2 separate regions of the Homo sapiens genome follow, and region 2 is linked to region 1. Evidence: read pairs that join two places in POLR2A ChIA-PET (ENCODE). Cell type or tissue: IMR-90. All regions are shown on one strand.

Region 1 (5,000 bases):
CGCTCCTCCCCACAGTCCCGCTCCTCCCTGCAGTCCTGCTCCTCCCCGCAGTGCCGCTCCTCCCCGAAGTCCCGCTCTTCCCCGCAGTCCCGCTCTTCCCAGCAGTTTCGCTCCTCCCCGCAGTCCTGCTCCTCGCAGCACGAGCATGCGCACCACTCTCCCACGCACCACCTCCTCAACCCTCACGTGGGCACAGTTCTCCCACCGCCTGCCCCGTGGGGCTGTGAAGAGGCTTTGGTGAGACAGAGGAGGAAAATGCCAGTGGTAGGGGTAAACAGCTGCACCTGTGCCACTTCCAACAACCAGCCTGGGGTAACTCCAGACAGCTGGAAGCCAAAGAGGCTGGAGTTGCCGGGGGAAGTTGGAGGCAGGGGTGTAAGGGCCCCCTTTTTCTCTGAACCTACTCACCAGAGCTACAGCGGGAGCCACAGCTCAAGCACTCGGGAACCCAGTTCCAGAGCTGGGTGTATGTGCTGTCCTCACAGGAGTCACACACGGTGTCCGAGGTCTTGGTACAGAAGACTTTTGCATGTTGGCCTGAGGAAACAAGGGCCAGAGGTCTCAGCTGGGCGAGCCTTCTGCCAGGACCCTGGGCTCATCCACTGTCCCCACAAAGTCCAGAGTTCTAAAGCCCAGCTGGGAAGGCTATTCTGTGGAGTTCCAATTCCTCAGAATCATCTCCCATCTAGTATTGTACCAGCTATCACGTCATTTCTGAACCCCTTCTGCTCAAAAATAGATTCCTCTCTGCTCTTTCCAGATGCTTGAACCTCCACCACTGGAGCCCTATTATCAGTCAATCACACTTTAGTAAGAACTAGCTTGCCAGTTTCTTCCTTCTTGATAGATGGCTAATATTCTCCAGCTAGGGGCATGAATGATAGGGGGAACAGGTAGTAAGAATGTAGTCCCTGGTATCCTATCAAGGACAAGGGCATGGGCCTGGAAAGCAGGCATTCCAGGGACAGAGAACACCAACGGAAACCTTAAAAAAAAGTTGACTCAGTAGCTGCTTTTTTTTTTTTTTTTTTTTTTGAGACAGAATCTCACTCTGTGGCCCAGGCTAGAGTGCAGTGGCACAATCTCGGCTCACTGCAACCTCTGCCTCTCAGGCTCAAGCAATTCTCCTGCCTCAGCCTCCCAAGTAGCTGGGATTACAGGTGCCTGCCATTATGCCCAGCTATTTTTTTGTATTCTTAGTAGAGACGGGTTCCACCATGTTGGCCAGGCTGGTCTCAAACTCCTGGCCTCCGGTGGTCCGCCCACCTCAGCCTCTCTAGTAACTTCTTAAAGAGACCCTTCCAGTTAATAAAAGAAAGAAGAGAGTCACTTTCCCTAGGATGTCTTAAAATGGCTAGGGACGGTGACAGGTACTCATATGCCCACCTACATCTCAAGGTAACGGCTCAAAGCCCTCCATTGGCTCCCAGACAGAATAAAATCTAAACTCCTTACCATGGTCCCTGCTCACTCCTTCCTCCTCCTCCCCTACCGTACTCGCCTTCGCTCATCCTGGGCCACACATGCTGGCCCTGCTGTTCCTCCAACTCACCAAACAGGCTCCGACTTCAAGGCCTTCGCACATGCTGTTGCTTCCTCCTGGCACACTGTTCCCTGTATACATGCATGACCTGCTCCCTCACCTCCTGCAGGGCTCTGCCCAAATGTCACCTCCTCAGAGAGACCTTCCCAGACCACCCTGTGTAAAACAGTATGTCCCGTTCTGTCTCCCCCGCCTTACCTGACCTTGTCTTTCTACAGCACTTACAGATAGACAGGACCACACATCTCCTAATGTATCTGTCTGCATCCACCGTTAAAATGCAGACTCCACGAGGGCAAGGGTTTTGTCTGCCCTGCTCTCTGTGTATTCCCAGCACTTAGAACACACAGCAGATACCTTATAATCATGACATGAATGAATACAGACACAAATGAATAGATGGAGGGCACCAGGAGTCAGGCTACCTAGCTCCACCAACTGTGGCTGGGCCTCAGGTCTACCATCTGTGAAATGGGTAAGCATTCACAGAGTCAGTCAAATATGCACTGAGCACCTACATGGCATTGCGCCACGTGCTGGGGATTCAGCAGAAAACAAGCCACAATCTCTGCCCTAGAGGAGCACACAGTGGAGGCAACAGGAAGCAGGACCGGGCTATAATCCCACAGCAAGGAAAGAGCTTCCATGGGAACATCAGAGGCCAGTGAGAGCTCAAAGGAGGCAGCACTTGTCTTTCAAGCTGAGTGCTGCCTCCTCCAGGCAGCCCTCCCTGACTCCCCCAGGAGCTAATTTAGGCTCCTCCTCCCCCTCCTCCACCGGCTGGGCAGTATGGGGCAGGCAGCCTTCCTGGAAGAGGGGACATCTTCAGCTGAGGTCTAAAGGGCAAGTTGGAGTTAATCAGGGAAAGGGAGTTGGGAAGTGTGCCAGGAAGAGGGAACAGCATGTTCACAGGCCCAGAAGCAGCAGGGAGCATGGGCCAGTGCATAGAACTAGGAGTTCAGTAAGAATCAAGGGCTATGCTCTTGCGCCCCAGCCCCTGTACACACACGCTCCTCCAGGGCATGGGCCCCGAGTGCCCCCGTGGCTGCCCTCACCCGGCGAGCATTTGCTGCAGCACATCTGAGCTGTCTGGTCATAGTATTCTCTGAGCCGGCATGTGCTCCCGGGCTCCGGGGCGTAGGGTGTAAATGCCACCTGGAAGGAAGAAGGGAAGACTGCCATCAACAGGGCCGCCCCTGGGTTCTGCCATGCCTGATGCCCAGGTCCCCGCCCTGCAAATGTTTGGCCCTCCCCCTGCCAGTCTGCACTGATGATGGCTGGGGAGGTTTCTCCCCCTGGAGCAGGGTACAGGAAGGAGAGCTCGTGCCTTCTTTTACCTCCCCTGCCTCCCCACCTCAGTGTACCCTAGTCATGTCTGCAGGCAGAAGCACTGACTCTGCTGGCCTTCTCCAGTGCTGGGTGACCCCTAACACTGCATGGGACAGATATCCAGAAGACAGTGGCCTTGGTCACAGAGAACGGGGGTTCTCAGCACAAAGCTGCCCTCTGCTGAGGAAGGAAGATACCTCTCCTTCCCTCCTGCACCTGAAACATCCCTTTGTCTTTCAAGATGAGTGCTGCCACCTCTGGGAAGCCCTCCCTGACTACCCAAGGCTAATTCAAGCTCCTCCTCCTCCTCCTCTCGGCTCTCTCTAAACGTGGGTTATGACCCCTCTAACAGTCATCTCATTGTTCTGGAATGGTTACTTGCTTGTCCTTCCACCCCCTGTGGGTATGTATGCACACACATGTGTACACACACACTCATGTGATGCAGACAGCAGAGGTGGCAGCCTTGTCATCTCTAGACCCTCAATCTCTCACATGGGACCCACCGTAGAGCCGGCACTCATCAGCTGAATGTTGGTTATGACCATGACAATCGTTGCCATTTTTGAAGCACTGCCTAGGTACCAGGCACTGTTCTAAGCGTTTCTGCTGCTCGAATTGGTGGGTGCTGTTGCACCCCACTCAGACCCCTGCTGCCAGCAGGGCACCGCTCCCCCAGCTGCTGTGGGTGTTGGCTGATAATGAATGCTCCACAGCCTCAAGGTGGGACCCACCCTGGTACAATTCATGGTCCAGAGCCACCCCCGTGGTGTTGGGCTGAAGCTGGTGAACAACGTCCCTGCTAAGCCCCCTCCCCTGACCTGCCCTGCCTGCTTCTCCTGGGAGCCCTCCCTAGCAAATCACTTTCACAAAGATCCCTGCCTCAGGCTCTGCTTCTGGAAGACCCTACCTGAGACAGGTGTGTGGTCTCAGCAAGACTTCCCAACCACCCAATGAAGATGGAGACGGTTTCCCTACTGCAGCCATTTTATAGAACAGGAAACCGAGGCCTGAGAGGGCAGGTCACCTGCCCAAGGTCCCAGACCTGGTAAGTGACAGAGAAGGGTTTGGACCTGGGTCCTGTCTGACTTCACAGCTCACAGTCTCAAAGACTGTGCTGGATGCCTCCGGGAAGAGATGAACAATGTGATGAATGAAAAGAGAGAGAGGGCCAGGTGTGGTGGCTCACACCTGTAATCCCAGCACTTTGGGAGGCCGAAGCAGGTGGATCACTTGAGGTCAAGAGTTCGAGACCAGCCTGGCCAACAAGGCAAAACCCTGTCTCTACTAAAAATACAAAATTATCCCGGCATAGTGGCGTGTGCCTGTAATCCCAGCTACTCTGGAGGCTGAGGCAGGAGAATCCCCTGAACCTGGGAGGAGGAGGTTGCAGTGAGCTGAGATCATGCCACTGCACTTCCAGCCTAATTGACAGAGCAAAACTCCATCTCGAAAAAAAAAAAAAAAGAGGGGAGAAAAGAGAAAAGCAAAGGCACCCAGAGAAGCTACAGCCCTGGACAGAGGAGCAGACGCAGAGCCCTCCTCTCTCGGGTCTCTGAGTGACCCTCCAGGAGTGCAGAGCTGCAGCACTGTCACCATTGTGCCTTCCCAGGACCCCCGGGAGCAAGCCCCTGAGTCCTGCCCTCTCTCCTGAAAGACTGGGGTTGGCAGTCCGGGCTTTCAGGGACAAGCATTAATTAGCCACCTCTACCAGGCTGAGAGCAAGCTCAGAATGGAGACATTCACATGTAGGCAAACATGGGTGTGAACACATCTGTACAAGCAAAGAGGGTGTACACACACACCCCAAGTCCTTCAGGGGCCCCCACAGATGCGTCACCTGGAAATGAACAAAGGGCAGTTCTAGGAGGTCAGAGCCAGGGCTGGCGCACTCCCCACTGTACTGCCAGCTGCAGTCATGTGGCCAGTACAAGATCGAGATCCATAACCTTTAGTGAACGAGTCATGGGGCCTCTCCATAGATAAGGATACAGGGAGTCAGAAAGAACTGGTTTCAAATCCTCACTCCACCACTTAGCGGCTGTGTGGCCTTAGGCAAGTGCCTTAACCTCTCTGGACTCCAGTACCTAACATATAGGAGCAGGGGAGATACTAAAAATATTTAACA
Region 2 (5,000 bases), 90 kb after region 1:
CCTCCCTAAGTGCTGAGACTGCAGGCATCAGCCACCAAGCCGGCCTTATCATTATTTTAGAGTGTACTCCTACTTATTAAAACAAAAGTTAACTGTAATACAGCCTCAGGTAGGTCCTTCTGCAGGTATCCAGAAGAAGGCATTGTTATCATAGGAGACGATACTCCATGCATGTTACCTTACCGCTCCTGAAGACCTTCCAATGGGACAGGATTCTTTTTTTTTTTTTTTTGAGACAGAGTCTCATTCTGTCACCCAGGCTGGAGTGCAGTAGCACAATCTCAGCTCACTGCAACCTCCGCCTCCCGGGTTCAAGCAATTCTCCTGCCTCAGCCACCTGAGTAGCTGGGATTACAGGCGCATGCCAACGTGCCCGGCTAATTTTTATATTTTTAGTAGAGATGGGGTTTCACCATGTTGGCCAAGCTGGTCTTGAACTCTTGACCTCAAGTGATCTGCCCACCTCGGCTTCCCAAAGTGCTGGGATTACAGGTGTGAGTCACTGCACGCTGCCAATGGGACAAGATTTGGAGGAGGAAGACGGTGATTCTGATGATCCTGACTCTGTGTAGGCCTCGGATAATGTAGGTGTTTGCGTCTCAGCTTTTAATTTAAAAATGTTAAAAATAATAAAATAATAAAATTTTAAAGTAGAAAAAAGTGTAATGAATAAGGCTATAAAGAAAATATTTTTGTACAGCTGTACGATGTGTTTGTGCTTTAAGCTAAGTGTTATTACAAAAGAGCCAAAAGTTTAAAAAGTTAAAGTTTATAAAGTGAAAAAGTTGTTTAATTTATTATTGAAGAAAGAAAAATGTGTCTTATAAATTTAGTATAGCCTAAGTGTACAGTGTTGATAAAGTCCACAGTAGTGCATAGTAATGCCCCAGGCCTTCGCACTCACCCACCACTTACTCATTGACTCACCCAGAACAACTTCGTGTCCTGCAAGCTCCATTCACGGTAAGTGCCCTGTACAAGTGTGCCATTTTTTTTATCTTTCATATCATATTTTTTTTTTAGATGGTGTCTCACTCTATCACCCAGGCTGGAGTGCAGTGGCATGATCTCGGCGCACTGCAACCTCCGCCTCCCAGGTTCAAGCAATTCTTCTGCTTCAGCCTCTTGAGTAGCTGGGACTACAGACACGTGCCACCACGCCCAGCTAATTTTTGTATTTTTAGTAGAGATGGGGTTTCGCCATGTTAGCCAGGCTGGTCTCGAACTCCTGACCTCAGGTAATCCACCCTCCTCGGCCTCCCAAAGTGCTGGCATTACAGGTGTGAGTCACTGTGCCCGGCCTATGTCGTATTTTTATTGCACCTTTTCTATGTTTAGATACACAAATACTCACATTGTGTCACAGCTGCCTACAGTATTCAGGACAGTCACATGCTGTGCAGAGTTGTAGCTTAGGAGCAAAAGGATCTGCCATAGAACCTAGGTGTGCAGTAGGCTACATCATGTAGGTGTGTGTAAGTACACTAATCTAGGATGCTTGCACAACGACAAAATTGCCTAATGACACGTTTGTCAGAATGTATTCCTGTCAATAAGCAATACATGACTATAATTTATATCCTCAGAGACACACAAAAAAATTGTAAGTTGGGTGCAGTAACATGCAAGTGCAGCCCCAGCTACTCGGGAGGCTGAGGCAGGAGGAACACTTAAGCCCTGGAGTTTAAGGCCAGCCTGGACAACAAAGTGAGACCCTGTCTTAAAATTTAAAGATAAGAAATTGGGCCGGGAATGGTGACTCACACCTGTAATCCCAACACTTTAGGAGGCCAAGGCGGCTGGATCACTTGAGGTCAGGAGTTTGAGACCAGCCTGGGCAACATGATGAAACCCCATCTCTTCTAAAAATACAAAAATTAGCCAGGCGTGGTGGTGCATCCCTGTAATCTCAGCTACTCAGGAGGCAGGAGAATCGCTCGAATCCAGGAGGTAGAGGTTGTAGTGAGCCGAGATTGCACCACTGCACTCCAGCCTGGGCGACAGAGTCAGACTCTGTCTCAAAAAGAAAAAAAAGAAAACAAAAATATAGGCAACAGACAAGCATCCTCAAACATGAAATAACAGAGAATATTGCAAAGACGAGCCCTTCTTGAAAAATCCACCTGACAGTGTAATCCAATCACTCAAATGATGAATCAAAGTGAAAAACTCAGGAACAGAGAAGCTGTGCCAAATAAACTCATCATGAATAATAAAAAATGTTAAGGCTAACATGCCAAGGGACTTATGGTTGCAGATGAGAATATAAACATTATAGATTATGACAAAGTAAAATTTGTGTAAGGAATAAAAGTCAGGAAGAGGATGAGGAGGTGGGAAAAATAATTACTTTGTTCTTCATTACAGGGAGTCAATCTATTCTCTACTGTCCAAAACTCAAACTAAGCAGATTTTGCCTTTACTGCAAGAGATAGTAGATTCTGAAATGATTATTAACCACTTACTGATTTTCATAACCTCCTTTCTTAATTTTAGAGGGTTTTTTTTTTTAAAGGAATTGCAGTATCTTTTGCTGAAGATACATTAATCTGACTGAGGTTTGGCATTCTTCTGTTTCACTTCGCTTTCTTTTTCTGATACTTTTGACTAAAATTAAATATTATCATTTTAATGCCATAAATATGTTGCCATTCTCTTAAAATTCCTTCTTTGTAAGTGTGTACAGGCTGTCTGGTTACTAACCTACCCATCTTTATACAGAGAGGTAGAGGCGTGTCAGCCATCTAATGATAATAGTAGTTATCTATAGATGGAGGGCTGGGGAGGGCAATGTTTGTTTTCTTCCTTACACTCTTTGTATTGCTTGAATTTTAAATAATAAATGTTTATAATTTTCATTTCATAAAATGCAGTCATTACTTTTAGAAATTCAAAGATACACCAGATAAATGCTAATAAAAAGAAAGAAGAAATGGCAATATTATTATTACTTTTCTTTCTTTTTAACCTTTGCTACTTCTTCCAGGAAGGAATAGCAATATTAATGCCAAACAAATGTGAAATTAAGGGAAAAGGCATTACAAGGAATGGAGAGGTATATTCATGTGGATAAAAAGCCCAACCCACCAAAAAAACATAACATTCATGAACATTTATGTACCTAATAACATAGCTTTGACATATATGAAGCAAAAATAGAAAGAACACAATGAAAATCTAATAGATGAACAAGTATACTGGGAGATAAGATTTTAACACATCTCTCAGAAATAAAGGTGATAAAAGTAAATAAGGGTACACATTATTTAAATAACACAATTAACAAGCTTAACTTAATAGATATGTAGAGAACTTTATACGCAACAAACAGAATACACATTTTAAAACACCCATACACTGAACACTCTGAAAATACATGATCATTTATTATTTATTAGACCACAAAAAGATCTCAACAAATTTCCCCCACCCTACCCCCCAAAAAAATCCACACAAAAATAAACACTAGATAGCACACAGACTGCATTCTCTAACCATAATAAGAGACTAACAATAAAAGGTCATACTGAAACAGTTTTCCTGGAAGTCCTGTGATCTTAGGAAAAGAACACAGCTCTTGGTGTCAGGCCACAACTCAAACTCCAGTTCTGCCACTTACCAGAGTTTTGTAACTTTGGAAAGGCCCTTAACCTCCCTATCCTCAAATTCCTCATTGTAAAGTAAGGATAAGCAAGAAATCCTCCCCTAGGGCTGTGGTGAGGATTAAACTCAAAAAAATGTGAGTCCTCTCCTTCAGGAAACATGTTAAGTCTCTGTGAAAGTATGGATGCAAAAGGTCATGGCTGATATCAAATCACAAATGCAGAGAGGTAAACTGAGGCACCAGGAGGACAATTCAGAGAACAGACATCAAATCATGATGCTCTCCACCTTCCAGATTCTTCACCTCTCCTCTGAGGACCCCTCATGCTCCCTAGAAGGAGGCCCTGGAGAGAGAACAAGGCCCTTACCTCGAGAACAAGTCACGCAGGCTGTACAGCGGTCGGCCTCATCCAGGTAGTAGTCAGGCTCACACTGCTTCCTGCAGTCAGTAGGCCTCTGTGGGCACTGCTGTGTCGGGAACAGCCCTGGGAAAAGAAACAGAGAAGCTCCAAGCCAGGCTGACTTAGCAAAGGCCTTATGACCCAATGCCCCACACCTCTCATCCCTGACGCCCCTCCCAGCTCCACCTCCAACCCCCGAAAACTGTCAGTCCAATTCTTGTGTTATGGATGGAAGCACTGACACCCAGGAGGGGCAACCCTCGCCTAAGGTCCCCTAGCAGGCAAGGAAAAGCAACATAGTTATAGAGAAGAGCTGGGCCTGGGATTCTAGGGCTGCCATTTGCCAATTGCGTGATAATGACCTTGTCAGCACTATTTGTGTGTGTGTGTGTGTGAGGGTACATAGTACGTGTATATATTTAGCACTATTAAGTTAGTAATAGGACCCACCTCCTAGTGTTCTTGAAAGGACTGAATGGACTGTGAAGATAAATATGTATAAAGTACTACAGCAGTCCCTGGCACCCAACAAGCACTATATGAGCACCGGTTGTCATCATTCTCTGCAGGGGTCTTATCTCACTGCAGGAATTAGGAGAGCCATAACTTTAGACCATGAAAGTCTAGACCAAGCTTGTCCAACCCACGACTAGCCGCATTCGGCCCAGGACAGCTCTGAATGAGGCCCAACGCAAACTCATAAACTTTCTTAAAACATTATGAGATTTGCGTGTGTGTGATTTTTTTTTTTTTTTTTTTTAGCTCATCAGCTATAAGCTAAAACACTATCCTTAGTGTTAGACTAAATTCACTTCTTCCACACTAACACTTCTTCTTCCAATGTGGCCCAGGGAAGCCGAAAGATTGGACACTCCTGCCACTAAGACCCTAATCCAGCCTGATTTCGAGATAAACAAGTCACCCAGCAATCGCTGCCTACCTTGCTTCCAGGATGAGCACATGACCCAAGCAGGCCAATCAGAATACTTCTTCCCA

The links. ChIA-PET counts read pairs that join two places held together with the same protein. Peaks named below come from ENCODE experiments on the same cell type or tissue, not always from the same donor. Only the 100,000 strongest peaks of a DNase experiment are listed, where the experiment ranks them.
Region 2: POLR2A ChIA-PET joins it to region 1 with 12 read pairs; 5 of 35 experiments call an interaction of 5 or more read pairs at or near these places.

The regions. Positions count from the first base shown.
Region 1 is chr1:12,186,494-12,191,493 of GRCh38, reverse strand. TNFRSF1B (TNF receptor superfamily member 1B) reads right to left here. Exons shown (of 10, transcript NM_001066.3): 2 at 2,599-2,698; 3 at 409-537. Among named protein-coding and RNA genes, the nearest start is that of MIR4632, 2.7 kb to the left of the region's middle. RefSeq lists an enhancer at 2,123-2,660. In IMR-90, no CTCF peak of the experiment used is centred here; no DNase peak of the experiment used is centred here.
Region 2 is chr1:12,096,189-12,101,188 of GRCh38, reverse strand. It overlaps TNFRSF8 (TNF receptor superfamily member 8), which reads right to left. Exons shown (of 15, transcript NM_001243.5): 3 at 3,972-4,088. Among named protein-coding and RNA genes, the nearest start is that of TNFRSF8, 35 kb to the right of the region's middle. In IMR-90, no CTCF peak of the experiment used is centred here; DNase peaks (open chromatin) are centred at 2,178 and 3,668; H3K27ac peaks cover 523 bases.